6 separate regions of the Homo sapiens genome follow, and all the other regions are linked to region 4. Evidence: chromatin loops called from intact Hi-C (ENCODE). Cell type or tissue: PC-3. All regions are shown on one strand. Region 1 has its middle 19 kb from the start of RUNX2-AS1. Region 2 has its middle 130 kb from the start of RUNX2-AS1. Region 3 holds the start of LOC124901324 (a long non-coding RNA gene). Region 4 has its middle 32 kb from the start of RUNX2-AS1. Region 5 overlaps RUNX2 (RUNX family transcription factor 2). Region 6 overlaps RUNX2 (RUNX family transcription factor 2).

The links. Hi-C counts contacts between places; a loop is a spot of excess contacts. Peaks named below come from ENCODE experiments on the same cell type or tissue, not always from the same donor. Only the 100,000 strongest peaks of a DNase experiment are listed, where the experiment ranks them.
Region 1: it touches region 4 in a loop (3.0-fold over the local background); 3 of 110 quality-filtered maps call a loop at or near these places.
Region 2: it touches region 4 in a loop (9-fold over the local background); 6 of 110 quality-filtered maps call a loop at or near these places.
Region 3: it touches region 4 in a loop (7-fold over the local background); 5 of 110 quality-filtered maps call a loop at or near these places.
Region 5: a loop joins it to region 4, with 3 times the contacts of the local background. A loop is called at or near these places in 5 of 110 quality-filtered maps.
Region 6: it touches region 4 in a loop (2.4-fold over the local background); 2 of 110 quality-filtered maps call a loop at or near these places.

What each region holds. Positions count from the first base shown.
Region 1 is chr6:45,555,925-45,559,924 of GRCh38, forward strand. No RefSeq gene overlaps it. Among named protein-coding and RNA genes, the nearest start is that of RUNX2-AS1, 19 kb to the right of the region's middle. In PC-3, no CTCF peak of the experiment used is centred here; no DNase peak of the experiment used is centred here; H3K4me3 peaks cover 724 bases; H3K27ac peaks cover 759 bases.
Region 2 is chr6:45,708,973-45,712,972 of GRCh38, forward strand. No RefSeq gene overlaps it. Among named protein-coding and RNA genes, the nearest start is that of RUNX2-AS1, 130 kb to the left of the region's middle. In PC-3, no CTCF peak of the experiment used is centred here; a DNase peak (open chromatin) is centred at 1,699; H3K27ac peaks cover 3,546 bases.
Region 3 is chr6:45,419,828-45,423,827 of GRCh38, forward strand. RUNX2 (RUNX family transcription factor 2) reads left to right here. Exons shown (of 9, transcript NM_001024630.4): 3 at 2,766-3,130. It overlaps LOC124901324 (a long non-coding RNA gene), which reads right to left and starts at 2,389. Exons shown (of 2, transcript XR_007059602.1): 1 at 2,018-2,389; 2 at 1,252-1,832. In PC-3, CTCF peaks have their summits at 45, 1,939 and 2,141; DNase peaks (open chromatin) are centred at 994 and 2,384; H3K4me3 peaks cover 4,000 bases; H3K27ac peaks cover 4,000 bases.
Region 4 is chr6:45,607,182-45,611,181 of GRCh38, forward strand. No RefSeq gene overlaps it. Among named protein-coding and RNA genes, the nearest start is that of RUNX2-AS1, 32 kb to the left of the region's middle. In PC-3, a CTCF peak has its summit at 1,711; DNase peaks (open chromatin) are centred at 820 and 1,520; H3K4me3 peaks cover 1,562 bases; H3K27ac peaks cover 3,052 bases.
Region 5 is chr6:45,444,270-45,448,269 of GRCh38, forward strand. The region is part of intron 5 of RUNX2 (RUNX family transcription factor 2); the gene reads left to right. Among named protein-coding and RNA genes, the nearest start is that of SUPT3H, 68 kb to the left of the region's middle. RefSeq lists an enhancer at 1,679-2,180. In PC-3, no CTCF peak of the experiment used is centred here; a DNase peak (open chromatin) is centred at 1,712; H3K4me3 peaks cover 906 bases; H3K27ac peaks cover 2,995 bases.
Region 6 is chr6:45,498,990-45,502,989 of GRCh38, forward strand. All of the region lies in intron 6 of RUNX2 (RUNX family transcription factor 2), which reads left to right. Among named protein-coding and RNA genes, the nearest start is that of RUNX2-AS1, 76 kb to the right of the region's middle. In PC-3, a CTCF peak has its summit at 2,193; no DNase peak of the experiment used is centred here.

The DNA of each region.
Region 1 (4,000 bases), 51 kb before region 4:
CTCAGCGTTTTTCATATTATATGGTCCCTTCAGGCTCCTAGCCCAATGGCTTAAAAAAAGGGAAAGACAAAAACAACAACAAAAAGCTGGAGCCTAAATACCAATGCAGTCCCAGTCTTGTTTACTTTTTCATTTCCGCAGTTGTAAAAAAAAAAAAAAAAATTCCTCTGGTAGTTCAACTTTATCATAGGAATTGCAGGAACGGACCGGTGTTTGAACAACTCCAGTCATTCCTGCCTCCCAGTGAAAGGAAAAAATATGCTCTGCCTGTGTGTGCCTGTTTCAGAAAAAAAGTTGACCACGCTGCAAGTGATGGATGCATCAGGAAATCTTAAAATGAAAGCAGGGGTGGAAGGAGGGAGCGCAGATATTGAACTGAAACACATCTCTGGAATCCTGAATGCAAATGATCTCTGTCCTTTTATTGCCAGTGGTGCTGTTCTCCCAACAGAGCAGGATGTTCTTGTTTTTAATAATAGCCAGGCCAGATGCTAAATTCGCCTCAGCAACATGCTGTATAAGTGAGAAGGCAAACAGCTGATTCCTGTTAAGACGAACACCAGGAGAATAAGCCAGAAAGTATGAGAATTCTCTGGAGGTTTTTGCTTTGTAAACCCCTGTTTGGCAGAAAGATCACAGAATCTGAACTGAAAACACAGTGTGTCCCCTGCACCCGTTCCTCGGCGGAGCTGCTTGCTGGGGGCCTTTAAGCCTCTCGCCTTCGCCATCCAGCCCTTTTCTAAGCTGTCCAGAAGACGAGCTTACAGGTTTCCCAAGAGGGAAAGTCGGAAGCCCTGAGTCCTTTGACTTTTAATGACTGTAGAAAAATACTCATCAATAGGAGGATTTTTTTTTTTACTTGTTCCTTGCAGTAAAAAATAGCGAAATCCTGAACACGAGCCAGTATTTTTAAATGGCATCTTTGTTCCATCTTTTTCACTACCTTCTTCCCCCTGTCAGAGTCCATCAAATCCCTCAGATACTATTCCTTTCAGAATAAGCCACACATGCAAGATGCTGCTTTCTTCTTTCCCAGGGAGCTGCCAGAGCCTGTGTGGTGTTCTGTGCGGCTGGGCTGACCAGATCAGACAGTGACCAGGCTGCACGCCGCTGCTAGCTCATGCCACCTCCAAATGCTGCCCTGAAGGCCCTTCCTGGAGAGCAGGGGTACCCTGTGGAAGGGGTCTGCAGAGTGTTGTCTTCCAGTCATTCCTGGGGGCTTTGCTTCCAAGGCCTGCAGGAAAGTGAGCGAGAGAAGAAGGGGATGTTAGGAGGAGGTTGAGAAGCTCGCCCCAAAAATAAGTTCCCCAAAGACCCCTTTCATTACCTTTCCTGTTCATATCATCCTCCTAAACCCTCATACTTTCTCTCTCCAATTGCCACATCCTCCCCTGAAATGCAGAAAGTGCACATTATCCTTTCTATTTTTTCCTCCCTAGCTGTCCTTGAAGTTCACTTGGCCTTGATCTCACTAGTATGAACATCCTGGGGGGAAAGGAATGGGAGCCAAAGATGATTTTCCTCCTTCCCTACTTAGGATGGCACTGAAGCCCATTGTTTTAATGTCTTTTTGAGGAAAATTCAGATTTGGTACCAGTAGCATGATCACATATGTACCTGGCACTTTTCTTAATGTTTCACGTGCCTTATCTTAATCTTCCCAGCAACTTATGAAGAAGTTAGTACTGTGTTTATCCCCATTTTACTGATAGGAAAACTGAGGTTCAGACTTGTCCAAGGTTATACAGCTATTAAGACTCAAGTCTAGATCTGCTTGATACCAGAGACTATGTTCCTAAGCTCAAACTTTGGGCACAATCTCTGTATCATCTGTATAATGGAGGTTATGAGAAGTAAATGAATTAATGAGATCTAAAAATGCCCAGCAGAGTGTGTGGCACATAATAGATGTAAACTAGATGGTACGTTTTATTATTGTTGATAATAATTAAGATTGTTTTTAAAAGCATAAATAAAATGTTCAATTAGTTGGAATCACAATAGAGCTGAAGCCAGAAGTGGAAGATTTTTAAAAAATGCTATTTTAACATTTTTAAAAATGTTGCTCTTTGACAGAGGTTTTTTTCCTATATATTTTATAAACTATTTTTCTACTGAACATTAAGGTTCAGGCTGTTACAACAGCCATTAGTCCATTTCATTAAGGTTAAGTTTGGCAATTGGCTTGCTATGGGCTTCTTCCCTAGGGAACCCGGAGATATCGTATCACGTAAACCATGAATGGAATACATCAACACCTTCAGAACAAGAATGTTGACCTTACCCCCATCCCAATCCTCAATCTGTAGTCTCTTCCAAGGTTTTCCATGTAGGTATGTTGTGTTTTGTGTGAACAATGTCACTGAAAATGTTATTATTGCACTTAATTTGGCAGCATTGGCTTCATCTAACTAGAAAGAGACCCGAGCCAAGAAATTCCTGTCAACTTCAACCCTTACCTTTCTATGAATGGCTCTGGGGTCCTCCTTGCAATCTGACAAAGGGGCACTACCCAGTTCCCTCACATCTGAAGTGGAACCCCTGATCTGGGCAAGGCTTTGTGTTGGTGTGCAGAAGCCTGGAGGAGCCCAGGGATGGGGCACGACCGTTTCTTGCCCTAAATGATTTAAATCACTTTGAATGAATAGGTAGGCTTCTCTCCAAGTATCTTAAAGTATCTTGCAGACTATTTTCTTAAATCTATATGGAAAAAAATATTATATTTTACTGAAAGTCCAGATAATAGAAATTATCTCTCTCCCTCTCACACTCTCTCCCTTCTTTTCTTTCTTCTCTTTGAAAATATTTATTGAACAGCTACTATAGGCAGACCAATATGTTGGAAGGCTTGCCGTCATTAAGAAGCGTATTGGAAAGCATGTCTGTTCAACTTAATCCATTTCAGTAAAAGAGGTTTTTGTCATGCCATTCTTTATTTTAAGCAAATTCATGAATTCTTGAGATTGCAAAAAACAGATATTAAAAGTAGTAATTAGTTTATAGAGAGAATTTAGACAGTTTTGATTTCTGTTTATAGCCAGTTTCATTTTCCATTTCTCATTTCCTAAAGCAAACACTCAAATATTTGTAAGGTACTTGGCATCTATATTTAGTCACACAAGACTTTCATTCCCACCACATATATGGGTGGTTTGGTATTCTAAAAGTGGGTGATTTTCATACAGTCAAAGAGGGAAAATCTACTCTTCCATTTTCTCCACCCTGTTGTAGCAGCCATGAAGCCAACTCTCCCTGAAGGGGTTGAGCAGTGTATTGAAAGGGGGACATCAGAAAGTGGCAAAAAGTTCTGGGTTCCAGATCCTTAACCCCTACTAACTAGATGCATGACCTTGAACAAGCCACTTAACCTCTCTTGACCTTCTCTTTAACTTGGGACAATAATATATTGCCAGCCAGATGGTCTGCTGAAGGACCATGGAGCTCTTACCTATAGATTTGGAATGGCTTTTGGAATGGAGAAATTATGGGGAGTTTTAAAAGACTAGAGTCTGTCTAACATTAAGAAAGAGAATGGGGTCCATTGTTTACTGCAGAACTGGCAAAATGGTCATTTTGTAGAGGATGGGGAAATGGAATCCCAGAGAGGTCAAATCACTTTTGAAGGATCACCCCATAGACAGATGATTGGAAGTCAAGGGTCAGGACATCTATTTCAAGCAGTTTCTATACTCACTCACCGTAAGAGATATTTCCTTCCTTCATAATAGTAGCACCTTCTGCATTATATTTTCATTAACTACTTTTTTAATGTCCTAGTTTTCATGAACCTATTTTCATTTGTTATAAATTTAGGCAAACTGATTTATTAAAACTTTCTTATATAAATTAATTTCCAACATGCTGATCCCATACCATGCTCCAGCTAACCTTATTAATTAAAGACCTGTTATATGTTACTTTATTTAAAACATAGATGAAGTTAGCATACCAGGCCTGACTTAGAGGATGAGAAATCCAGTCTAGGAGCATCAGTGCCATT
Region 2 (4,000 bases), 100 kb after region 4:
GAAGGTGGGGGGCAGCCTGGGTGGGAATAAGCATGGACTTGGGACCTGTTGGGAGGCCCTTGCAGCACTGAAGGGGTCAAATTTCTACATGATGAAAACTGAGGTTCAATGAGCCTTCACGGTACTGACATTGCAGAAGGGGCAGGCAGACACCCCCATCTTCACTAAGGCTGTTAGCCCTTGATATAAAGACCACGGGCATTGGGCTTAACCTGGCCTAGGATCTCAATTCTGTCCCTTCCTGTTTTGTGGCTTGGATGTCTCTCAATTCTTCATCTCCTAAAATGAACAAAATTACACTTGCCACACTGGGTGGTTTGGGAGATATGGGAAAATATCACAGTTACCTTGGGGCTTAACAGCCCACTAGTGCTCTGAGAATCAAAAATTGGACCATTTCAAGGGATCTGAGTAAAAGGTGCTCAACGAATGTGAGATATAACCATTGCAAGATAAGTTTCTGCTGTCTATATAAACCTTGTTTCCAAGATTAATCAACGCTTATTTAAAAAGGAACAAATGGGCGGGCGCAGTGGCCCATGCCTATAATGCCAGCACTTTGGGAGGCCGAGGCGGATGGATCACCTGAGGTCAGGAGTTTCAGACTAGCCTGGCCAACATGGTGAAACCCATCTCTACTAGTAATACAAAAAAATTAGCTGGGCATGGTGGCGCAAGCCTGTAATCTCAGCTACTCAGGAGGCTGAGACAGGAGAATCGCTTGAACCCGGGAGGCGGAGGTTGCAGTGAGCCGAGATCGTGCCATTGCACTCCAGCCTGGGCGACAAGAGCGAAACTCCGTTTCAAAAAAAAAAAAAGGAACAAATATTATTAGCATGTTGAATAGGGAAATGATTCCTAAGAATAAGACTGGGCCCTGTATTTCAGCTGGTGTGGACTGTATGCTTATGTATTTGCGTCTATGTACTTATCATTCATTTGACAAATAATAATTCATTATCTCATGCTGCTGACGTGGTACTAGGTGTTATCTACGGGTGACACAGAGTTGGCCCTCATGTCTATTTCTTCCACAGAAGACTACAGAACTTCTGACTCAATTCCTTAGTTAGAAACCGGAGGGCGAAACTCTGGTTTTTCAGTTTCAATGGGTGTTTTAATTGTTCCTTTAAAGTGTCACATTTCATCACGTGTATCATCATCTCTTAAATTACATTATCTTGAAAGTTGCTACTCAAACTTATGCTATTCAAATTTCAAAAAAAATTTTTAAATGATGAACCTCAAGTAATTTATCCCGTGAAGTTCCAGAGGATGAAAATGTGGCTCAGAGATGATTAAAAATCAGACAGTAAAATATACACATGGATACCTCAGAATTTGTGATGTACTCCCAGGTCCACTGAGACCTGTGCACAGCATGAATCACTGGCTTCTGGTATTGAACCTAAGACATGAAGTGGGGGCAATGTGTGTCCCACTGTCCCCCATTATAACATGCCCCTCGGGCCAAATGTTCTATCCTGATGTCCCCTCACCCCTGGAAAACATGCAGTTGTCAGAAACATGATCACATAGTGAATTTGCCAGGCAAATTGTGAAATATGAGTCATGGTTCTATTTGTTCTGCAATTGTGAAAATTGCAAACTTTTTATCAAGATAAAAACTGAAACTTTGAGTGTCACCTCATGGGGGGAGCCCTGACACTCTCACGTCAGACTGTTCTCCTCACCCACCCCCACGGCTCTGGTCACGCTATGCCTCTGCCAGGGACCAACCTGCTGTTTAGTGTTCAGCACCCAGAGAGTGGCTTGCCCGGAGGCCCTTTCAAATACTGGTCACAAGCACTGCTGTTAGCCTGACCTCCAGCTTGCCTGTCAAGTAGAGGCTTGGTTGTCCTGGAGGCACTGCCTCTCTCAGCCCCCTCCCCTCCTACTGTCCAGACTCGAGTCCAGCACTCCCTCTACCCGTGTGCTCTCCATATCCCTGCCCTGTAGCCAGGGACTCCCAGTCACCACTTACCTAAGTTTCATTCTCTAAAGACCCTGGTAATTGGAAATAGATTCCTACTAATGCACTAATTTGTTACTCCTCAAGAAGTAAATGTGATCTTAAAGTGATCTTAGGTAGATAAAGTCTTAATCCACTGGTTTCCTGAAGTCCTCATCTTCCTTGGATGTACCTGAGGGTCACTATAGAAAGCTTGGAACCCTCCGCCCTCTATCAGAGCTCCAGCCAGAGCTGTTCTGATTTTATACGCCTCCTTAAAAACACTCTATACTGGGGTCACACAGTGTGATCTATGAAAGGGTGGGCTCTGGAGCCAGACCAGGCAGGATGGAAACCCAGCTCTAGCACCTACAGCTGTGTGATGTTGGGCATATCATTTAACTTCTCTGTGCCTTAATTTTGCCATCTGTAAAGTATGAACAGTAACAGCACACTGTATCTACCTTGTAGAATTGTTGGACTAAATGAGTTAAAACATCTGGCATACAGTAAATACTACTTAAGAATGCGCTAGTATCGTCTACATAGGGGCCCTCAGAGATTTTGTTTGAAAGAGGGTTTCCACTGCTTTACAAAAAGGTAAAACAAACAAAGCTCCAAACTCCCACTCCCTTCACTCAAAATATGAATAACTTACTGGAATGCCACCACCAAGGGTAAGTTTCTTGGCGCCCCTCGGATCTTACCTAAATGTGGGGCTGAGCCGGCTTCAGGTCTGCCCATGAACTGGATCAATCAACTCAAACCAGCATTGTTGTAGCTGCTGACTTAGGGAACGGAGTTAAGTGCAATATCTGAGGCACTTTATTCATTTTATTGTTCTCTAGGTTTTTAAAAGTTGTTATTATTAAGCTAATAATGTTAGGCTCTATACCTCATGAGTGCCCAGCAAGAGGCCATTGGCTCACGGTGTCAGAGGAACCATGTGAAGAAATATTTCCCAATTTTTGAAGTGAGAGGTCAGATATTAGTATCAAAGATCAGATGTTAGTATCAAATAACACTGTGGCATCTGCTTGATTAGAAATGAATGAATAAACTAGCCCACTTTTCAATTATTGGTGACAACTTTTTTATTTTTATTTTTATTTTTAGAGACAGAGTCTCATTGTGTCACCTAGGCTGGAGTGCAGTGGTGCGATCTCGGCTCACTGCAACCTCTGCCTACCGGGTTCTAGCAGTTTTCCTGCCTCGGCTTCCTAAGTAGCTGGGACTACGGGCACATGCTGCCACACCCGGCTAATTTTTTGTATTTTGATAGAGACGGGGTTTTGCCGTGTTGCCCAGGCTGGTCTCAACTCCTGAGCTCAGACAATCCACCCACCTCAGCCTCACGAAATCCCAGGATTACAGGCGTGAGCCACTGCACCCAGCCTGGTGACAACTTATTATTGGACAACATCTTGACCACTTGGGGCAGGTGTCATAGTTAATTTCTAACCAATCTTGAGGTCCTCAAACGTGGAAATGATGCTCTTCCTTTCTTTTTAAGACTTTTTTTTTATTTTCATGGACTCAAGGAAGGTACTTATTACATGACAATGTAATTCTCATTAGCAGGGGCAGCAGCGACGCTGAGTTGCGCAGCAAACACCGACTTGAGCGTGGCTGAGGATCAAGGAGGAGAACTGAAGCATGCACCAGTTGCCACCACCAGGGCAGTGTCCCACCGAACACAGGGCTATCAGCACCATGCCCCACTTGTACCCCAAGCTCCACTATGATGCTGTAAATATTCCATTGCTTGAAATGAAGGGTCATCATGGTGAGGATGAAGACAGACGCAGTCTCTTTGTGTCTGAATTTGAGTAATGGGTAGGGGGTGGGTGCTTCCACAGGGTTTTATTGCCCTTGGATCTCAGAAATATTTATTTTCAGTTGATTAATACTCTGCCATTTATACTGACCACATGGCTTCAGTTTTAGAACTCCAAAAACACAAGGGCTGTTGGGTAGAACAGGAAACAAATTTTAGGAAGTATGTATCACAGTCCCCCATGACATTTTCTTGTGGGTTAGTCTTAAGTC
Region 3 (4,000 bases), 190 kb before region 4:
AGAGTAGGTTGGGGACCAGGTGTCATAGCCGGTGGCGCAGAATCGCTTCTCGGAGTCACCGAGGGTGGCAGTGGCAGGCGGCGGCTGTGGGGCGGGAGGGGCGCGGCTTGGGGCTAGTGTCTGTGGAGGGATTTGGGGAAGAGGCAGGAACGTGGAGAGAAACGTGGGAAAGGGAAAGACCGACGAGGGAGGCGTGGAGCAGTGCATGGAGGAAGGGCAGGTAAAAATAAAGCCCCAATTAGGAAGGACAGAGTAGTATCCCCTGAACTCCATCCTTACCCCTCGAGAGCGCACACCTGGCTACCCCGCACCCCCACCTCTGCTCCCGCGGTCTGGCAGACCCTCAGTCCCCCGCGCATCTCTTCAGCGGGGCGATCCCGAGTCACGCAACCACAGCCCCCCAAGCTCATCTTGTACTCGAAAGGGCTCCAGAGTCCGCGACTGGCACCAGGCCCCCATCTTCCGTGCCCCTCATGCTCTCAGAGCCCTTCCAGGCCCCTTCTAGGGCGCAGACCCGGGCGTGGGCTCAGCGAGTGGGAGCAAAGCTCTAAAACCAGACAGGGAGGGTCGTGGCAGGTCGCTACGAGGGTGAGGGAGGCGTTTGCACTGAGCAATAAAAACACCCAGTAATGGGTATGTGAATTGCTTTAAATAAGATGGGAGGGCGTGAGAGATGACCCAACCATCTTTCTTCCTTGATGCTTCGAGGGGGAGGCATTCTAATTCTTCATTTATTTTATAAAATCACTTGTTACTGTGTCAGCTACTCCACTAGGAATCTTTGAAACTTTGGCAACTGATGATTTTTTTCGCAAACACGTTTTCAAGCTTTGGAAGGCTTTAAAGAGTTTGGTAATAAGCAAGAAACGTAGTAGTACACAACGCCGAGGGTAAAACGGCCCTGTGCCCCCTTCTTGGGGTGTAATAGCCTCAAGCGGATTTCCCGGCTTCTGCGGGCGCAGCACATTGTTTTATTTGTTTTGAAGGCTCAGAGTTTGAGGCTGGTCGTAGACACCCACGTGCTCTGACTCTCATCAGCGTAATGATCGACTTAGCCAGAGTCGTGTCTATATAAACCACAAAAACCTAATCATTAGAAATCCCAGCCTCCAAAAACCACATTTTAGGTAAAAAGTGCCGCTTTTTTTCCGCGCTCCTTCATCCTCTCGACCACAACTTTTTGGGGGATCCAAAGTCGCTTTTTAAACCCACACTAGGAAATAAATACATAAATAAACAGCCACGGAAGCATTTTGAATTTTTTAGTTCGTATTTTTAATTTTTCCCCGTGAGCGCTGGGGAAGACAGACACGAAACTTAGTCTTAGATGTAGAATAGACTTAATAAAATATTTAAATTCATGGAAAACGGCTGGTGCTTTTCCCCAGCAAGGGTTTTGCAACTTATTTTAATCACAAAGCTGACAGTTTTTCAGTCCTTAAAACAAAAACAAACAAACAAACACCTCATTCTTGTTCTCTAGGAATGACAAGATTGAATATATAAGAAAAAAGAAATGTCCAGCTATGCACTTGAGTTCCTAAAAACTATTTTGACTAGATCTCCCTCCACCCCCCCTCCTCATTTTTTTTGTGTCACTTAAAACAAAAAACACCCAAACCCTGCAAAATCTTTTTCCCTTGGGAGTCGCTCAGACAGAGGTGGGGGTAGAGGTGGGAGGGTGAAGAGTGCTGAGAAGTCAGCACAGAGGCTCAAGAATTTTCTTTCCTCCTCTCCTGAAGTTACAACGAAAAATAGCGACAGTCAGATCAGCCGGGGGCTCTCTGGTGTCTCGGCTTCAATCTCTTCCTACAAAGAGGGGGTTCCTTGTCCTAGGGGTGGGGAGAGCAAGAGGACGCGACCTGGCGAGATTGCCCCTAGTCTGGGGCCGCCTCTAGGCTTCGGAAACTGCACACGGCGCGCGGGGGGCTCCTTCTCGCGGCCGGCTGGCGGCGGCAGCGGCTGCGATTCGCAGGCTCGAGATTCGTTGCCCCGAGATCCGCTGCCCACGACTTACCTCTTGGCACCTTGAAGCGCGAGAGACAGGGGAGCTTTGCAAATTGCAGGAGGGAGTGGATGCAAAGAGGTGGCTGTGAGAGGGCGAGAAGAAAAGAAGGGAAAGGAAGGAGCCTAGCCGGGGAGCCGGGCTGGCAGCCGCCGCGGGAGGAATCTGAGCGTGCAGCCCGCGCGGGGGGAGCGGCGGCCGCCGCGGAGGCGGCGGCGCGGGAGGGCGGAGGCGCGGCCGCCTGCAGCTGGGTAGCAGCGCGCGGCGCGGCGCGGCGGTGGCGGGCAGCGCGCGGCAATGCCGGCCCCGGGGCTGGACTGCTGAACCCACACCGCTTCACCACCGGACTCCAACTGGGAGGGGGCGCCAGCGCACCCAGGACGCGGTGCCCCAAGGGACCCCATTCCAAGCTGCAAACTCAAGTCCCCCGCCTCCCCAGGCCAAACACACCCCCGCGCCCGTTCGCAGCTGCCACCCCGGGTGTTCCAAAGACTCCGGCAAAGATCTGCGCCTCCCGGGTCTCCCTACCCGCCAGCCCGACTGCGCCGCATCGCCAGACTCTGTTGGCCCATCAGACTCCGCCCGGCAGTCGGCCTCATCAAACTTGATTTCTCACCTCCTCAGCCCCATCACCTCCATCCTCTTTCCCCCCGTCTCGCCTTCACCCCCCCAATTTCCTCCTTGCCCCTCATTTCCACCCTCCTCCCCCTCCCCCGGCCACTTCGCTAACTTGTGGCTGTTGTGATGCGTATTCCCGTAGATCCGAGCACCAGCCGGCGCTTCAGCCCCCCCTCCAGCAGCCTGCAGCCCGGCAAAATGAGCGACGTGAGCCCGGTGGTGGCTGCGCAACAGCAGCAGCAACAGCAGCAGCAGCAACAGCAGCAGCAGCAGCAGCAACAGCAGCAGCAGCAGCAGGAGGCGGCGGCGGCGGCTGCGGCGGCGGCGGCGGCTGCGGCGGCGGCAGCTGCAGTGCCCCGGTTGCGGCCGCCCCACGACAACCGCACCATGGTGGAGATCATCGCCGACCACCCGGCCGAACTCGTCCGCACCGACAGCCCCAACTTCCTGTGCTCGGTGCTGCCCTCGCACTGGCGCTGCAACAAGACCCTGCCCGTGGCCTTCAAGGTAAGAGGCTACACCGCCCCCCGCCCCCGGCCGGGAGCGGCGGAACCTGCCCGCCGGTGTCTTCCTGCCCACGGGGCTGGGCCCCGGACGTCCTCCAAGACCTCCTGCCTTGGCGGCTCTAACCCCAGAAACCCCCGGCCGGGCCTCCCTCCGGATGCCCTGGCGGGCTCGGGGCTCAGTCCCTCCGCGCAAATCCCTCCCTCTCCCACCTGTGCCCGCTGCCACCCCGACTTCAGCCCTAGTCCCCCTGACCCGTTCAGCACTCCTCATGCCTCCTGCCTGGCCTTGATTCTCACTCACTCCTTCGCGCCGTCTCCCTTTCCCCCAGGATCCCCAAAGTACCCACTCTTGCACTGCGAGCGGACTTGCTCCACCCCGCCCCTTTCCCGGGGGCGAGGATCCCCGGCATTGTCCCCTGGGGCTCCCGCGTCCTTCCGGGACATCCCGGCCTGGCCGCATTGCGGGCTGCCCGCGCAGCCTCTCTTTGGGGCTCCGCGCGCTCTCACCCGCTTCCCTCACAGCCAAACGCCTCTCCTCAGGTCTCGGCGTCCCCTTCCCCGACCCGCAGAGTTCAGCGGTCCTGGTCCCTCCCGGGCTCCCGTGCCGGGATTCGTGGGGTGCCGGTGCCGGGCATTAGTGCCCGGGGCTGGGCGTGGGGTGCTGACTGAGGCGCGCGGGCTGCGCTACCAGTGCCCGGGAGGGTCCTGGACAAACCTAGGGTCTCCAGAGGAGGGGGTGTCAGGGCGGGGGCGTTTGCTCTGTTCGCTGACCCGCGCCAGATCCCGTTACCGGGAGGAAGGCGGGGCCGCTGGGGCGTCCGCAAGCCCCGAAGCGGGGGCGTTCAGGGGGCCTGGGCGCTGAACCCTCGAG
Region 4 (4,000 bases):
TCTACCCCACTGCTGCAGGCTCAGCAAGGATGAACATATTCTGCACCTGGCTTCACACTATGTGGCTGGCCAGCTTTTCTCAGGCCAGTCATTTTCTGTAGAAAGGCATACTTGGGAGAGTTTTGTTTAGGGTAAGATGCCACAGTCGAACCAAATGGCCATGTGTACGGCTGGCCCTTTAGAGACTTTCTGCTCTGTGCAGGGATGAAGCGGGAGGTGGGAGGGAATCCTGTGAGGTGCTGAATCCAGGTTTTCCCTTGTGGAATTAGGGAGAAGATTATACATAACCCCTTCACCTCATCTCACCCCCTCTCCAGGAGACTGTAGGTGCCTGAAATGCTGAAATTAACTTTTGTTTCTTAAGTTGTATTCCCTAATAAAACAAAACAAAACAAAACAAAAACTACTTTCTGATAACATATTTTTACAGGAAAGAAGGAGGTTTAATTAACCAGATGCTGTGCCCCTTCAGTGAGGTTGGGACTGATTGGGAAGTTAGCCACAAAAGGGACATGAGTACAGGTGTCAAGGAGCACTTCATTGTTTAGGGGAGGACTGTCCCCAAAAAGCTTCCTGCTCACTGAAATGCTCCCAGGAAAGTGGCTTGCTGAAAATGGATCATAGACATGTTTTAATCCAACTGCTGTTTTTCAGGTTAAGCAAGATAGGTTTCATTTGATTGCTTTTTGCATTTTCTTTTTTATCTTAGATAAAGGGTGTGCCTGGTTTTTCTGCTGCGAACAATGGCCTGATTGTTAGAAGTCTTGCTTACATGTATATATGTGTGTGTGTTTTGCCATGACTCCTGTGTTTTGGAAGTCTTTGGGGACAGATGATATTTATGAATGATGTCCCAAGGGTATAATCAGTATGACTCATTCTTGGAACCAGTTTTATCCGTTAAGGGGTGCCAGCTGCACCCAGTTCACAACTGAACATACTCGAAACATCTTCCCGCACTAACCTACTCCTGGTTTGGGGTCAGAAGGACATATTCTAGTAGCTTTTCTACTTCTCCAGGGGTTTAATTTCCCATGACGGGGTCCTGGGGACTTTCTGTTAAGAATTTTGACAAGGTGAAAACTGTTACATAGTTGAGAATGAAATTGTGTTTCAGGATTTCAGAAAACACCCCCACAGGAAATTTTATGAATTTCATCATAATAGCAGTCATAAAGAATCCTATTTATTCTCTGTCATTCTTTAAGTAATTCAGAAGAATGTCCTGATGTTATCGTCTCTGAATTTATAGGACACCAGTGAGGCTGGCAGGGTGGATTTCATCATCTCTTTTATTCTGCCTCTTACCCTCCCAACAAGTCACCTTGAAAACGGGGGTTACTGAGGCACACATTGGTCATAGGATGTTCAAAAACCACTACAATAAGGCAGGGTCAGAATTAGAGACCACGTTTTGGTTTCCGGGTTAGAAAGCTTTCATTTTAAATTCCACTCCTATCTAGTCAAGCCGGAGTTCCTGATGGCATCTGAGACTTAATTTGAGATGTTGAGGTGTGTCCTGCCATGACCTTTACTGAGGGCTGGCTTTCAACAAATCTGATTGGCTCACTTCTCCTCAACCCAGCATCACCTCATCTCAAAGGCATTTTCAGTTCTCTAGGAGGCACCTGTTGCTCCTTGTGCTTTGCTTTCTTGGCTTTTCCCATAGATGGCGGTCCCGGAGCACGCGGATCAGCCCAGTCGTGGTTCTCTGTCTCCCCTGCCATGTTTTCTGGTGTCTTCATGACCACAAATTATTGGATCCTGGGAAATTGCCCTGTTTTCACTTTGTTCACCCATTTTGCCAAATCAGACATGTGACCAGTCTGTGGATTAGGTAGGCAATGCCCTCCCTTTTTTTTTTTTTTTAACCCATCTTTGAAATAGCTGTCTGACCTCGTCTCTGGGAGAGAAGACATGTGGAGTGTGGAAACACACTTCAACCTGCACATCTGGCGGAAGAACAAGAGTGGAATTCCTGGATCAGTTTCTTGGTTTGTGGTCTCTGGGGATTGCTCGTTGAGTAACTCCACATCACATCACTTCACAGATAAGGAAGATGTCATCCCCATGGCATCTCTGATTTCGGCACACGCTTCAGAAAACCCCCAGCAACTCATCTAGAACATGATGTTTTAAGCTGCTATAATCACCAGCCAACTTTGAACATGTGCCATGCACATGACGGCCTTCCTTCTTGCCTGTGAAGCTTGAGTATGAGTCTGCCTTAGTGCACTCCCTTTGTCCAGCTCCTATTGAAGGTGTCAGTGCTGGACCCTGGGATGCAGTCCTGAGCCATAGTGCCTGCAGGATGGAATTCTTCTGGCAGGCCCGGGCTGTGGACCTAGTACAACACCAGGACTTCCTGGAACAGGCACTGAGTGGAGGTCAAGAGCCCTTGGTTCGTTCCTCCCCTGGCACAATTTGTGAGATGTTAGGCATGTCCCCTCTCTGGGGCTAAGTGTCCTTAACAGCCAAATGGGAATAATTAATACTTGTCTTACATGAGGCTGGGAAGGATCTTGACTATTTTGGAAAATGGTGTCAGGATTCAACTGAGCCAGGCTGGAACAATAGATCAAATGGGCTAACAAGCTAAAGTTTAATGGGGAGAGATTTAATGTCCCAGTCATGGGCTCAGAAACAACTGTACCAGTCAGGAATGGGGAGGAGCTGAATAGGCAGGAGCACATGAGGGTGAGTGTTGGACGTTGCAGTTAATGGCAACACAGAAATGAGGACTCTGGAAACTCCAAGTGCAAACAGGCTGCATTAGTAGAAATGCAGTTCTCAAAACAAGGAGGTAATAGTCACATTGGCTAGACTAGTGCTGAAGAACTGGGCTGGATTTGGGACCCCACCTTAAGAGGGCAATGAGGTCCCAGGGTGTATCTGGGGAAGACTAACCAGCATGGTGACAAGTATGAAAGCCTGGGGCATCCAGGGATCAGCAGACAGACTTGAAAATGTTCTTTTCCTTCCTGGAAAGGGTTCATTTAGCAGGATCTGATCGCTGCCCAGAGAACCAACCTATGACAAAAAAGCAGGAAAGCAGTTTTTTGTTGTGGTTGTTCAGACTGGTCCCCCAGCTTTTAACCTTGTCTCCTGACAGCAGCCAGAGAAATTCTTATTAAATATAGCATACATTCACATGGTTCAAAACCCAACCAACCAACCAAACCAACCCACCAACTAACCAACCAAATAAATAAATACATAAATAATGAACCAACTAACCAACCAACCAACCTAACTAACAAAAAGCATAAAGACAAATACAGGACAAAGCCTCCCTCCCACCCTTGTACTCTAGTAGGGACAGTTTGTGATGGTCCTTAAGAGTGTAGTCTCTGAAAGCTGTGCTGCCTCAGTTTGTCCCAGTCCTGCTACTTCTTAGCTGTGTGGCCTTTGGCAAGTTACTTAACTTCTCTGAACCTTAGCTTCCTCATCTGAAAAATGGGGATAATAATGGTACTTATCTAATAGGATCGTTGTGAGAATTAAATGAGTACATCCACATAAAGTACTTAGAACAGTTGCTGGCATACAATCAATTTCACAAATGTCTTAGCTCTCATTTTTCTCTGCTTAGTTCTCCCCTTTCTCCAGTATTCAACCATTATTTTTATATTTCATCTGTATTTTATCAGAGTTTTAAAATGCATATATTATATATGCAAATGTGAACGTCAATTCTTATTTTTCTTATTTTTTAAGTTCCAAAGCTAGTATATTAGACATATTGTTCAGCACCTGGCCTTTTTTTTTTTTTTAACTTGATAGTATATCTTGGAGATTTTTCCACATCAGTACAGAGAGAACTTCCTCATTCTTTTTCACAGCTGTACATATAAGGAAGAAGTTTCTAACAATTAGAGCTTGTTTTAAAATAAAACTCTGTCAGAGGAAGCATTCAGGTGAGGAATAGACAGCCACTTCTCAGGTACGATGGAGTAGAGATTTATGTGTCAGTAAGGCAGTCAGGCTAGAATATTTCTAC
Region 5 (4,000 bases), 160 kb before region 4:
TCAGGTAGGTAAACCATATTTACTCTCAAGGAGAGACCAAAGCTGTGAATTGTGTACTTCCTGCCAGGGCACTGGCATTCACCACTGATCAGCCAGCCACCTGTCTCAACCTGGTGGGAAAAAGGAGAAGCTCTGCCTTTTTCCCTCCGGTGATCTAGCTCCTTTCTTGCAAGCTCAGAGTACATGGCTGCAACATTTCTCTGCTTGTCTTTGTGTGTAGCTTCAGTAAGGGTCTGGGGCTTAGGTTAGTGAGAGGTTATCTGGAAGTATAGGGTACTGTTGGTATTTCTAGGCTTGCCTTAGTATCCTGCTTCACTCAGCTTGTTAGGCTTAGGTCCTGCAGCTAAACTATTTTCTTTTCCTGTTTGCTTATTCTCAGTTGTGCCCAATTCATCAACAAATCTGTAATTGTTCAGAGAAGTTTTATTTCTCTGTATTTTTGAGGCATGTCCAATTGCAGAAGTTTTACCTTAACAAACTTGAGTGAACAGACTTAACGAAACAGGTGGTGTAGGCAAGACATCATCTCATTTTTCTCTTACGCTGTTCCACCTAGTTCTGGGACTGCTTTCCAGCCTGGTGAAGGGTGGAGAGAATGGAGGGGTTGACATTTTTCTCTTCCTCATTCCAGCTGATGTCAGCGGCAGCTCGCTTTTATCCTCCATTACTTTTCATCTTAGTTGGGTGAAGGAATAGACTTTTTATGCCAAAGGCTAGCCCATGACTTTTGCTTATTTACCAAAAGAGGATGCTTATTTTATTTTATTTTATTTCAGATGGAGTCTTGCTCTGTCTCCCAGGCTGGAGTGCAGTGGCGGGATCTCGGCTCACTGCAACCTCCACCTCCTGGGTTCAAGCGATTCTCCTGCCTCAGCCTCCTGAGTAGCTGGGATTACAAGTGTGTGCCACCACACCTGGCTAATTTTTTGTATTTTTAGTGGAGACGGGATTTCACCATGTTGGCCAGGCTGGTCTCAAACTCCTGACCTGGTGATTCACCCGCCTCAGCTTCCCAAAATGTTGGGATTATAGGTGTGAGCCACCGCGCCCGGCCCAGGAAGATGCTTATTTAGAGATTGGTCACATGTGAAATAAGGTGAGGGTACATGTAAAATATGTTGGATAGAGGGACAGCAGATGTATTTTTTAAGATTATTTGATTCTTCTGGACACAGTTCTTGCATTCACATTCTTGCAGTCTGTGAGGATGATTTGAAAAAACCTTGATAGCCTTTGTGCCATGCCCCAGATGCTGCAGGCCTGGGTTTTAGTCCTTAGCACAAAGCATTAGTAGAGAAGCCCTTAACTTCCTGACTTTCAGACTTCCCCTGGGTTCTTCACTGTCTCCGAAGTGCCCAAGGAATAGAATTTATGGGTAAATGCCATGTTTTGATATTTACAAGTTGGCAAATACAAGCAGCAATTTGATTGTCATAGATATTAATCACTTGGCTACCAGTATATAAAACATCGTTGAAAATCTTTAACTTAAGAGAATAATAACAGTAAGAAAACCCCACTGTTCTCTGTTTCCCTTTCTTCAAGAAGGATGAGGGGGGCGGGGGGATGGGTCAGAAGCGCTGGTGGAGGTTATGTCTGGTGGTTGGTGGAATGTGCTCTTGAGAAGACCAGTTTTAAATATCTTTCAGTCCTTTTTTTTTGTTGACTGGCTGTCAGGAGCTGGGAAGATAGCCAAGAAGGAAATGACACATCGAGAGGCATTTTGTGTTGTGCAACATTCTGTGGAACTGATGCAAGGATATATGGCCTGTTTACACATTCCTTCGCTCGCAGACTGCATGGCAGTAATTTAATTCAGCAGCACATGGCATGCTGCAGCAAGGAGCTATGGCATTAACATCCTTTCATGGCAAATTATCACAGCCGTTAAAACATGCTCGTGTCCCTCCTTTGCACTCTTCCCTGGCTTCCCAGCTCTGAATATGCGTTTTCATTGTATTGGACTTGTGTTAACAAGGTGCTGTAGCTTTCACAGCAAGAGCACAGTTTCCACATGCATATGTTCCAGTTGATATATTTACTTCTAACTAAATATAGCATGGCAAGTTTTCAAGTGATATGTGTTCTAAAAACACATACATGCTTGATCCAAATGTGTCAGTAGTTTGTATCTTAGTGTAAGTCAGAGATCATTCATTCTGAAAATAGTGTTAGGGACTTGACAGGGACTTGAGAGAAAGAGGTTCCCCTCCCCCCCTTTTTTTGTCTCTCTTTTTTTTTTTTTTAAATAATAATGACCTTTCGTTCTCAAGAAAGATAATTCCTGATAGATCACTGAAATATTCTGTTCACCTCTATTTTGTTTGTGCCATGGCAATTTCTTCAAGGAAGACTAGACCAGTGAATAGGACATACTTAAAAATAGCAGGGAAAAAAAAGATTTGTTGTATTGCTTTTCCCATTCATACCTGTCCATACCTAGCATTTTTATAGGATACATTTATGATGTCAACTAAAGAACATCTTTGGCCTTCACATAAAATCTCTAAAGTTTTTATTTAAGCAGGTATAAAAAATAATTAATTGCTCTTGTTTGTTCAAGTAATTTTGGAAATTAAGAAAAGGCATAAAAACCATTTAGGTCTAAAATATTAATTCAAGATCATATGTAACAGTTAAAATAAAAGACTGTGTTTGTAAGTAGCAAAGGAAGGGCTCCAGTTCTCATAATTTCTCTGCTACTGCACACTGGTGGTGAAAATCTATTTGTTGGAAGACCAAAACTCTTCATTAAAATTTAGGTTTAAGGCTTAAACCCAAGCACCCCTGGAAAAGGTAACTCAGACTTAAATTCTTATTAAGATAAAAACAAGTGACATAGAATCATTTTTTGGGAAGTAGGTTTTGGAAGATAGGGGAGGAGTGGTCAGTGAAATCCTGGGTACTAGAAAGTAAACAGTGAGTGGCAGTGTGCAGCAGGCAGGACCTTTGCCGGCCTTGAGGCCAGTGGTTGCCAACTTCAGGCATCACAGTTTTGCTGCAGGTCAACTGTAGCAATGAGCATTCCTGATGCTTTCCAGTTCTGATATACTCTTAAGAGTGCAAGATTTTGTTATTGAAAGGTGAGAGTTTTAGGGTTCTGTATTTCCATATCTCTCTCTTTTGCAAATGTTTTCCTTTCAGAGTATTCCTTTTCTGTTGTTCTAGATACATGCTAGCTTTCCTACTCTATTGGTTTGCAAGTTATCATTGAATGTGTTTCTTTTATTTTAGTATTATCTTTACCATTTTAATATGTATATTTGTCTTATTAAAATTAATCATGATCTCTGTCCATACAAGAACTTTAGCATTCTTTAAACTGCAGTCTCACCCCCTCTCTTCTAATGTCGTTATCTGATATTTTAGTAGATCCTTGTTTTATATTTCCTGGATTAGTCATTATCGGTGTTTAAAAAATGTTTATACTTGTATTTATCCATTATGTTTATTGATTCATTTGCTTATCATTCCTTCTTTCACCTTAGTTCTTCCTTTTAAGTTGAGTTTGCTTTTTTCTTGATGTAGATCCTTCAGTAATTCCTTCAATGAGAAACTGTTAGTGTGAAACTCTCAGAGAGTTTTTATTCCTGAAAATGTTAGCAGTTGTGTGTGTTAGCTGCTGCCAACATGCGGTGATGTGAGAGGCGTTCTGCTGAAAGCCTGTCTGCTTTGAGTGCCTGAGATCCACACTTCCAGTCATTCCTTTGTATTGAAACTTTCAGGTCATTATTATCAGGTTAGCTGGAGTAGTATTTAAGGAAATGGAACACAGGACAGATAATATTCATGAAAGATGGTGGAAGGGAAATGTTTCTAAGCTCCTGTCACTCTGGAGAACTCTGGAGAGGTCTAGGGTCAGTGAGTGGGGAGGAGGTCAGAGGGAATGTTCCTGCAGAGGAGAAAGCAAACGGGGAGGAAATTAAATCCCTTATTTTACACTTTTGCCATGGGCAGGCACTGAGTTGCTTTGGAACTTTTTATCCAAATTTATGTTAAA
Region 6 (4,000 bases), 110 kb before region 4:
CCATAAGAGGCTCAGATACTGTTGGTGAGCAGGAAGAATGACAGTAGGGTACCATCAGTGTGGGTATGGAGGAGAGTGGGAGTCAAGTGAATTCTCAGACTTCACAGTCACTGTGGTCCTGCTCACTTGTAGGCAACTTGTGTCAAGGAACTGAAGTCACTGCATTGAAAGACAGATTGTTGGAAGTGGTTCTTTTTTACTTTGGTGGTGCAGTGTTGTAATTTCTGAAGTTCCTGGGAAGTTTTGCCCTGTCTTCTTCCTTTGAGATGTTTCAGGTGGGGCAGCTGGGCAAATTTGCTGCTGCCTTGCACATGTGTGAGCAGGGAATCTGTACAGGAGGTTGCTAGTCACAATCCTTATTTTTAGAAAGGGCTCAAATCCTGTGTGTAAACACTATTTCATACTGATTCTGCTCTGGTGGCCACATTATGAGGAAGAGTAGACTTTAGGTGCAGCCTGTGCTGGCTTTAAAGAATGAAGCTTCCTAGGACTCTGTGAAGGGCTGGTGGTCAACCCGTTATGTTGTTGCTTAGCCTGTTAGCAGTATCCACAGATGAGCTTCTTAAAGGTGCTCTGTTTGGATTTCTGTCTGTTGGCATTCCCTTATTAACTGAAGATGGTCTGACTTTAGTACGCTTTCAGAAAAGTAGAGAGGGTGATGTTCCCAGAAAAATTATTTTTTTGTTTCAAAAAATTGTCTTTGTAATTTTCTCCTATCTGGGAATATAAGATGCATAGTTAACACTTAGTTGTGATAAGAAGGGTTCATCTCCTATATAATGCCTCATTTTATCCTTCTTCCCCCAAAACAGTTCCATTTCTAGCCTGTCTTTAACTCTCCATGCAGAGGAAGTCTTGATTTTGTTCTCCTATTCTTTTCCAACACATCATCTTTCTCTTTTAGTTTTATATTTAGTTTTAGTTTTATATACATATGTATATGTACGTATATATGTACACCCACGTGTATGCATACCTGTCCCCTTTATTAGTTGCTTAGGGTCCTTTTTTGCCCTGTTTTACCTTTTGTGATGGACTATGGGCAAAAGGATCAGAATAGGAGATTAATGTTGAAGGAAATATTAACTTATGGGGTAACCCAGCAGAGGGGCAAGTTAGGCCTGCGCTTTGTGCAAAGATGCCCTGGTGGTATATTTTCACACTAAATAATGGATATGCTTCACATATCCATTATTTATGTGATATGCTTCCACATATCTCAGGGCTTCACACAGAGAGTTGGTGTACATTGACTGTGCAGTATTAATAGCAACAATAATATATTATAGATATGATCAGTCTAAAAAGTGTTTTCATTTTAATGTATGCGAAAGTATTCCAGGAATATAACTGTATGGCACTACTCCCAGTTAGAGGCATCAGATTCTCTTTAGGGCTTTGTTTATTGTAATAAAGACTTGCTTTTTAATGGCTTAAAACAATTGGTTTTAATAGACTTTAAAAGACAAGATTTAACGGAAGAATCAGATTGTGATCCATATAGAGAATATGAAAACTGAGGTGCTAGGAGATTTCTGAAATCCTCAGAGCTGAAATTGGAAATCTGTGTCTTAGGAAGGTGAAACCTGACAGATAGTTTTAGGTGGGGAGTGGGTGAAGGTGTAGGGGGAAAGATTTAGAATGAAAAATGTTTGGCGCTGTTGCCAGGGTGAATGGTGGGAATGGAAAATGACTTTGGATGAGCATCTTTGAGGACCCAGCTGAAGGTAGAGGTCATGGGAAGAGCCAATTGGCATGATTATGTGATTCTCTCCCACAGTGGTTACAGTTTGTGACTAGGAGTGGGCTAGGCTGTCGTGGACCGTCTGTCTGCTAGGACTAGGTAGGATTCAGTACAACACAGGGGAACAAGGAAGATGTTGAGCCAGTTTCCCATGTGGGGGAATGTCCTGCAGGTTGGTAGATGGAAGAACTTCCAAAGAGGACTTGACCCATCTGGACTGGGAAAATGAGCAGCAGCTGAGTGGAAGGGTTAAGAGGGAAATTTAACGGGGAAATCCGTGTGTTCGTTCAGGTGGGAAGGGGAAGGAGTGTCATCTGGAGAGGTTGAAGGTAGATGGGCGCTCTTAGCCATTCTTCAGCTATTCCTCATGTGACCGATAGAGGTCCCACACCTTGTCCTGTCTTCTCCAGTGCTCTAGCCTGATGCTGCCTCTTGAGAACACAATCCGCTAGCTATGCCTGACCAGGTCAGTAGGGGTCTACTAATATTCTGTTAATATATCCCAAGTTTGTGTTAACTTTTTGTTATCCCATCACACTGTGGCTGTCAGTCCATGAAAAACTCTGCTCTTGGAGCAGGCTCCCCCATCCTGTCTTGTAGTTGACAAAATGCAGCACTGTACTTTTGCTCTTATTTCATTTCATCATGTTGCTTTCACCTCCTCTTTCCATCCTGTAGGGTTATTTTGTAGTTCTGATTCTTCTTCTGTTGTGTTGGGTTATTCCTCACAACTTTGTCTCATCTTGAAGCTTGGAAAGGTCCCTTCTAATCCTTCAAGACTTTGGTGAAGATGCTGGACAGAAATAAGACTATTGTGCCCTGGATTATGCCACCATATAACTCTGTCTAAACTGACCACAATCTATATATTAATGACCACTTTCTGGCAGGCTTTTTAACTAGCTATAAATCACTTAGAGATAAGGCATATATCTTGCTGAGGTCCAGATATGCAATAGACAGATGAGCTGCCTTCTAATCTATTGCTTTAGTAATTCTAGGAGACAGTTTTTTAGTGAGCCCATTCTGCTTTCTGATAGTCACTGTGGGATGAAGTGTGAGAAGTTCTTTGCACACTGGCTATTGAAAGTGTTTTTAGTGGGCTGCAAGCAAGTCAACACCAACAGTGGCTCCAAAACAACTTAGTTTCAGCAACTTAGATTTTACCAATAGCAATGCTGTTTTCAGAATAAGATAAATGGAATAAGGGAATGTAAAACCTAGTGTATTTTGTGTCGTAAACTTTAAAGGCATTATCTTCAAGTAATTTAACAGCTGTCATGTGGAGTAGTAATCCCAGAGAGCAAAACTAAGATTAGTAGTGATTGGAGTTATAGGGAGGCATATTTTACTTAATCTAAGGAAAAACTTTTTAGACCCTGCTCCATCAAGAAGCAGCCCCTTGAGTACTAGTTACCTACATTTTTGCCATGTTGTGGGATGTCATTTATCTTGGAGCAGAGACTTGAATTCATCTAAAGCAGCACACTGCTCTCCCTTATCTCCTCACTTCTCTTGGGCCTTAATTTCCTCTTATGCACGTTTGTTCTGCTCTTTCTATGTAAGATCATCCTTTTTGATAGGGAAGATTAAATCAAAATAGGGTTCGGTAATTTTCCTTTCTAACTTTCATTAATAAAAATTATGCCTATTGTTCTTGAACTTTGGCACATAATCACATCACCTGGGGAGCTTGTTAAACATACAGATGCCCAGGTTCTACCGCTGAATTAGAAGGTGTGAGGTGGAGCCGGCCCAAATCACTCCCAGCTGTAGGCCCAAGGCAGGCCTATTACTCAAGGCTCACCTTACCCATCCAGAACTCATCCTGATCCAGCCTGAGGCCATCTCAGGAGCCTCGCCCCCGTGATCAGCTGATGTGTGGAGGCAGCTAAGAGCCCGAAGCCTGAGTGCAGCCCCTGGACTCCACCCCTGTGTCCATTCCAGCTGTTGTTTTCTCTCCACACCCTTTCCTGCACGCCTGGTCCTAGACTGGACTTCTGCCCTGTTTCTTTTAGGATGCTGCCAGAGGGAGATTTTAAAAATGCATGTCTGATTATGTCACTCTATACCTAAACATCTTCTAAGGTGACCTATTGCATTTAGGATAAAGATTAAAATGTCTAGCATGGCCCAGCAGGGTCAGCACAGCCTGGCTCCTCCCTGCCTGCTCTCCATTCTCATCTCACAATATTTTGAAACTTTTTCACAATGTTCTAAACACAGGCCTTCTATCAAGTACATAAAAAAATGATA